2 separate regions of the Homo sapiens genome follow, and region 1 is linked to region 2. The links are chromatin contacts, found by Hi-C or POLR2A ChIA-PET in ENCODE. All regions are on one chromosome and are shown on one strand. Each heading gives the region's core, a stretch centred on a gene start or an enhancer-like site at or near the end of the contact. The rest is flanking DNA. Distances are from core to core; before and after follow the strand shown.

The links. A loop is a pair of places that touch in the nucleus more often than their neighbours do. ChIA-PET counts read pairs that join two places held with the same protein, here RNA polymerase II (POLR2A). Pooled maps may share reads with other maps.
Region 1: a pooled map shows a loop between it and region 2 (2.5-fold over the local background). The contact joins two enhancer-like sites. A Hi-C loop is called at or near these places in 1 of 168 maps with a recorded cell type or tissue (right cardiac atrium), 7 of 37 single-sample maps with no recorded cell type and 5 of 50 pooled maps. POLR2A ChIA-PET finds 5 or more read pairs at or near these places in 4 of 52 experiments (Caco-2, OCI-LY7, T-cell and 1 more).

The regions. Positions count from the first base shown.
Region 1 is chr20:20,518,102-20,520,801 of GRCh38, reverse strand. The region is part of intron 31 of RALGAPA2 (Ral GTPase activating protein catalytic subunit alpha 2); the gene reads left to right. Among named protein-coding and RNA genes, the nearest start is that of INSM1, 150 kb to the right of the region's middle. Within about 2 kb of position 1,306, at least 3 of the 41 ENCODE cell types and tissues checked have a DNase peak (open chromatin) inside an H3K27ac peak, as active enhancers do.
Region 2 is chr20:20,451,199-20,453,898 of GRCh38, reverse strand. The region is part of intron 37 of RALGAPA2 (Ral GTPase activating protein catalytic subunit alpha 2); the gene reads left to right. Among named protein-coding and RNA genes, the nearest start is that of INSM1, 84 kb to the right of the region's middle. RefSeq lists an enhancer at 1,020-1,129. Within about 2 kb of position 1,363, at least 8 of the 41 ENCODE cell types and tissues checked have a DNase peak (open chromatin) inside an H3K27ac peak, as active enhancers do.

The DNA.
Region 1 (2,700 bases), core at 57-2,556, 67 kb before region 2:
TGGAGTCCTCTGTGATGGCAAATTCTGCCTTCCTTGTTTCTTCTTTTTTTCTCCTCTGTTTTCCCATTTTAGTAGTTCAAATGGTTTTTGTATTATTGAAGACAGGTATGTCTCAAATCCATGGAACTCACAAAAAAGGCTCATTTTCTATCCTCAAGGAGCTTTACATCTAATGGAAAACACACAGTGAAGTCCAGAAGGACTCACTGTGGACTGGTAGCACCATGAGGGCTTTCCATGAAGAAGGACTTAAGCCAGACTTAGCAGGGTGGGCAGGTGTTGAAAGGAGCTCATAGATTGTTCCAAGTTAGGAGAGCATCATAAAAAGAGATGGAAATTTACTTGCTACAGTTTTAGATTTGCTCTGCTCATAGCAGAGAGTCCATTTCAGAGCATATAGGGATTGTCAGGACTTAGAGCCTGCTGTATTTCTTACTTAAGCACCCCTCTCCCCAGAATGATAAGAGCCCAGCTTTGGGCCTTGGAATGGGAGTAGAATGTGGGTATACTGTCTATACATATGATAAAATTGCATAGAACCAAACACACACACACACACAAATGCATGCATGTAAAACTGGTGAACACTGAGTAATATAGATGGATTATTATCAATGTCAACTTCCTGACTGTGATATTGTCCTATAGGTATGCAAGATGTTACCCTGAGATGAAAGGTATTTGAGGTCTCTCTGTATTACTGCTTACAACTGCATGTGAATCTTCAGTTGTCTCAACACTAAAAATTAGAAGAAGGCCAAGCATCATGGCTCCCACCTGTAATCCCGTCACTTTGGGAGGCCAAGGCGAGCAGATCACTTGAGCACAGGACCACTTGAGTCTGTGAGGTCAAGGCTGCTGTGATCAGCGCCACTGCACTCTAGCTTGAGCGACAGAGTGAGACTCTATCTTAAAAAAAAAAAAATTAAAGAGATGTAGGTGTGAAGTGTTAGATCATCCATGAAAATTGTATGGACTTCACAAGTTAAAAACCTAGGCCCAAGACTAGAACCTTGTGGGCAGAAACATCCTTAAGGACAGCAGAGTGAGGGAATGTCACCAGGAAAGCAAAGTCAGGGAAGTGGAAAGAGGACCAAGAAAGAGTCATTTCTAGCAAGTCAAGGAAGAAAGCAAATAAGAAGTTGAGAAAGGTCAGCAGTGCTAGTTGCTTCAGAAAGCTTAGGGAAGGTGAGAATGAAACAGGAGCTGTTATATTTCCCAACTAGGTGTTTGGTGGTAGGTTTTGCCAGAGCACTTTCACCAGAGTGGTGGGTCCAGCCAGATAACATGAGCAGGTGACCTGTGCAGTGACAGTCAGATCCCTGAGTCAGACTCCTTTTGTGAGGCCCTTAGTGGAAGGAGGAAGGACACAGCAGGCAGTGGCTGGGTGAGGGAGGACAAAGGTCCAGGGGTATGCTTGCAGCACTACAGAGTCTGGAGCAAGGTTCAAGCTGACATGAAGGGGAAGGTGAGATGAGGATGAAAAAGACAGGACTGGGGGTGACAGTCATGAGCAAGGGCTTAAAATCTAGCAGTCCTGATTTTAGCTGCATTTTGTAGATGAGCAAACTGAGGTTAAGGGATATTCCCAGGGGTGTGTACAAGTCAGAAGTAAGGGAGGTGGAATTTGAACCTAAGATTTAATGACCAAGTTCCTAAAATGCATTATTTACTCTGAAAGTTTTGACGTGGAGTAGACTTAACACTCTTGTTTTGAGTTGTGTTGGTGGTGGATGGTACATGGTTCATTTTCATGTTGTTTTCTTGATTTGTTCTCCATTTATTTAATCATTTAATTGTTTATTTCTGGAGCTCCACTGTCAACTGCAATGTCTGCTTTACTTTTTCCCCCACAATGATAAATTATTTTTATTAAGTAATTGAAACAACTCTTAATCTATTTCGTTGTTCCCTACTGTAAGTTCATATGTCTTATAATAAAATTAACTTGTTTTTTCCTAAAGTCATCAATTTATACTCATCCACATGAGTATATCCCCAAAACATGGCTATCCCTAAAATAGGTTCACCATTTATTATGAGTTGTCACTTAAAAATAGCAGAAGATAAATAGGTTATTGAAAAAGGAAAAACCTAAAAATATACATTTAAATTCTGGCACCATTTTTCTTTCAGTGTACAATACTCTTTGGGAAACATTCCCAAGATAGTTCTAAAGTACTAAAAATAATTGCTTAAACTTCTCTGACAAAGGAGTTTTTAAAATTCACTGACATATTAACTAAGCAAATAGGCAAGATGCTTAAAAACATATTGGTGTGCACGTCCTTGCCAAGCGGATACATCATATAGAAAGTGAAAAGGAAAAATAAAGGTGATAGCGTGGGTATTTTAGGTTAAGCAAGAAAGAGCTCAAATTTGAGGGTATTTTTTTTCACTCAGTGTAATGCTTCATCATCCATAACAAAACTATCTCTGGTCAGGGTGGCCGGGCGTGGTGGCCGACGCCTGTAATCCCAGCACTTTGGGAGGCCAAGGCAGGTGGATCACGAGGTCAGGAGATCCAGACCATCCTGGCTAACATGGTGAAACCTTATCTCTACTAAAAATACAAAAAATTAGCTGGGCATGGTGGCAGGTGCCTGTAGTCCCAGCTACTCAGGAGGCTGAGGCAGGAGAATCACTTGAACCCGGGAGACGGAGGTTGCAATGAGCCACGATCGCACCACTGCACTCCAG
Region 2 (2,700 bases), core at 114-2,613:
TCTCATTCATATTCCTAGACACCAATTCTGAAAAGTCCAAAAGCATTTTTTTCGTTAGTGTACTCATTCATTCAACAAAATACCCATCGGCCATTTCCTGTATGCCAGGCACTGTGCTGTTGCTGTGGGTGCACAAATGGAAGGCCCGGTGCCCACCCTGGAGGGGCTCTTTGTTGAATACAGAGCACATTAGGGAAGAGAGCAGTGCACAGTTTCCTCATGGCTGTGATGCAGAGTGCAGCCCAGAGCCTCAAGGCGTCCCACAGAGGGCCTGTGACCTGGCAATTGGAGGGTGAATAGGCGTCACAGGGACTTGATGGAAGAAAGGAGCATTCAGAAAAAGTAAACGACTTTCAGCGGAAAAGAGCCTTTGGTAAACCTGGAACCATCAAGAAACTTGGTGATCTTGGAGCTTCAGATGCTGCTAGGAGCCCAAACCCACCCCCCGCAGTAATCAGATTGGGGTCCACAGCACCCAGATGTGCACACATCACTCCCTCCCCTTCTTATCGCTGTCTCATCTCACTGTGTCTGCCAGACACCTTCCCCCATCTCATGCCATAGACCCCTCACTCATAAGGAGATGTGCTACTGTCTTGTCTTGTGTGAGAAGAACAAGACCAGGAGGTGAAGCTGCTTGGAGCTGTCCTCTTGGGTCACCTGGAGAGACATCTGTTTACTTAGCTGCACCATTCTTTGCTCTGTCCCAGGCACTAAGAACCTCACATATTTTATTCAGTTATTAAGCAATCCTATCAGGAAGGCACAATTATGATCCTATTTTAATGTATTATGCAAACGCAATGCAATGTCTTAACACAATCTATTATGTCACAAACTTTTTTATGTTTAAAAAATATAGTTGAGGGAACAGAAGCCCAGAAAAGTTAAATAACTTGCCTGAGGCCACACAGTTTTGTGAATGGTAACCAGGACCTGAACCAGCAGCAGCTGCTCCACCTGTGCCATCAACTCACGGCTCCCCACCACCCCAGTGCCTGGTCAACACCTCTCCATCAGGACCCAAAGATGCCTGTGGAATTTTACTTGCATTTCAGTGCAACATTTTAAATCATGTTGGATCTGTTGGTCGGATTTATAACTTGTGATTTACAGCTGATTTTGATAAGCCACAAATACCAGTATCATGCTTTAATGAGACTGAAGGCATGAACGAGCAGATTCTACTCTTGAGGCTGTTGTGGGAACATGCCGGCCGACATTGCACTTACCCCTCTGAAGGCCGGCATTGTCGCCAGGCTCATTAGCATCCACGCTCCTCGCTGGGCCGTTGCCGCTTGCTAGCTTACCAGCTGTTCCTGCTGCTCCGTACAATGTCGGATGTGTTCAGCTCACTGGGTTCCTGTCCTCGCCGCCGGGAGGAGACAGCCCTTCCGCTGGGGATACCCACGTGGCTGCCTGTCAGCGGTGGCACCGAATAAAGTAATAGGCCTTCGCATGGCATATGGTGTCTGGATTCGTACAAGATGCAAAACTCTTCTGCAGCTAATGCACGATGACTCATAGCATTGCTAATTTTTCAAACAAAAGCTGACTTCCACACCCACACTTTTAACCCCTCCAGCTAAAACGTCTTGAGTTGCAAAGCTCTACAATGGTGACTTTTGGGTCACTATATAAAATTTGTTATACTTACTGAAAGTGTATGAAACGATTTGCTTTACTTTGGATTGAAGTTATTTTAAATTTCTATTTTAAGTTTATTTCCTCTCTATATGGGGAATTTTTAAGCTTTAACTTTCAATTTCTTTTTTACATTGGAAGAGTCAAAACAGTTTGGTAGATTTATTTTAAAAGCTGTTATTAGAAAATCGGTCAGAAGACACTGTATTAGTTGAACACTTGTAATTGTTTAGTAGAAGTTAACTTTCTCTTTTAAAAGCTTCATAGAAACTACTGCCTAATGCTCTTATCAATTCAGGTGTGGAGCATTTCAAGCTCACATTATAGTATTTTAAAGCTATAAGAGAATGTTGATTCTTTTGTGGAATATGATTTTGCATAGTCTCTTCTAGTATACTAAATAAGGCCCACTTAACCAAATTCTGGCAACAGAAATTTAGATTATAAATTTATATTAAAATGTCCATTTTTCAAACTAGAAAATAAATACATGGGATCTTCTAAAAGAATGTCCCTCCTAAACTTTGGATCAGTTGTGCTAATAGATAGCTACATTCAATCTGAGACCTTAAGTACTAAAATAAGGCAGTTATTTGCATTTACACAATCAGGCCTCCCTTTGAAGTAGTGATCAAAATATTGGTTCTTTTATAAATAACCTTTTACTGAACATTTTATTTAAACATTTCAGAGTCAGGAATTGCAACCATGAAATGATTAGGCAGTTTCTAATTATGGATCAGTAAGTGTTTTGTAGCCAGTCTGGCACATGAGCACTTTTGCAATCAGAATTTGGCAAATGAATGAATTTATAAAGGAACTTCAACCTAAGAGGGTAATATAGATTTTTTTAAAAATAGATTACTTTTTGGAAGCCCAAAAGATGTCTTTTGGGGAGCAGGCTAGACACTCAGAATTGATGTTTCATTTTGGTTTCATGTTTAAGTCTGAAGTTTTTGCTTTCTGATCTACAGATAGGAATTCAAATGCACATCTAACTTATAAAGGGCATTCTATTCTCTGAAAATGAAACAAAAATATATAAAATTTCTAAGT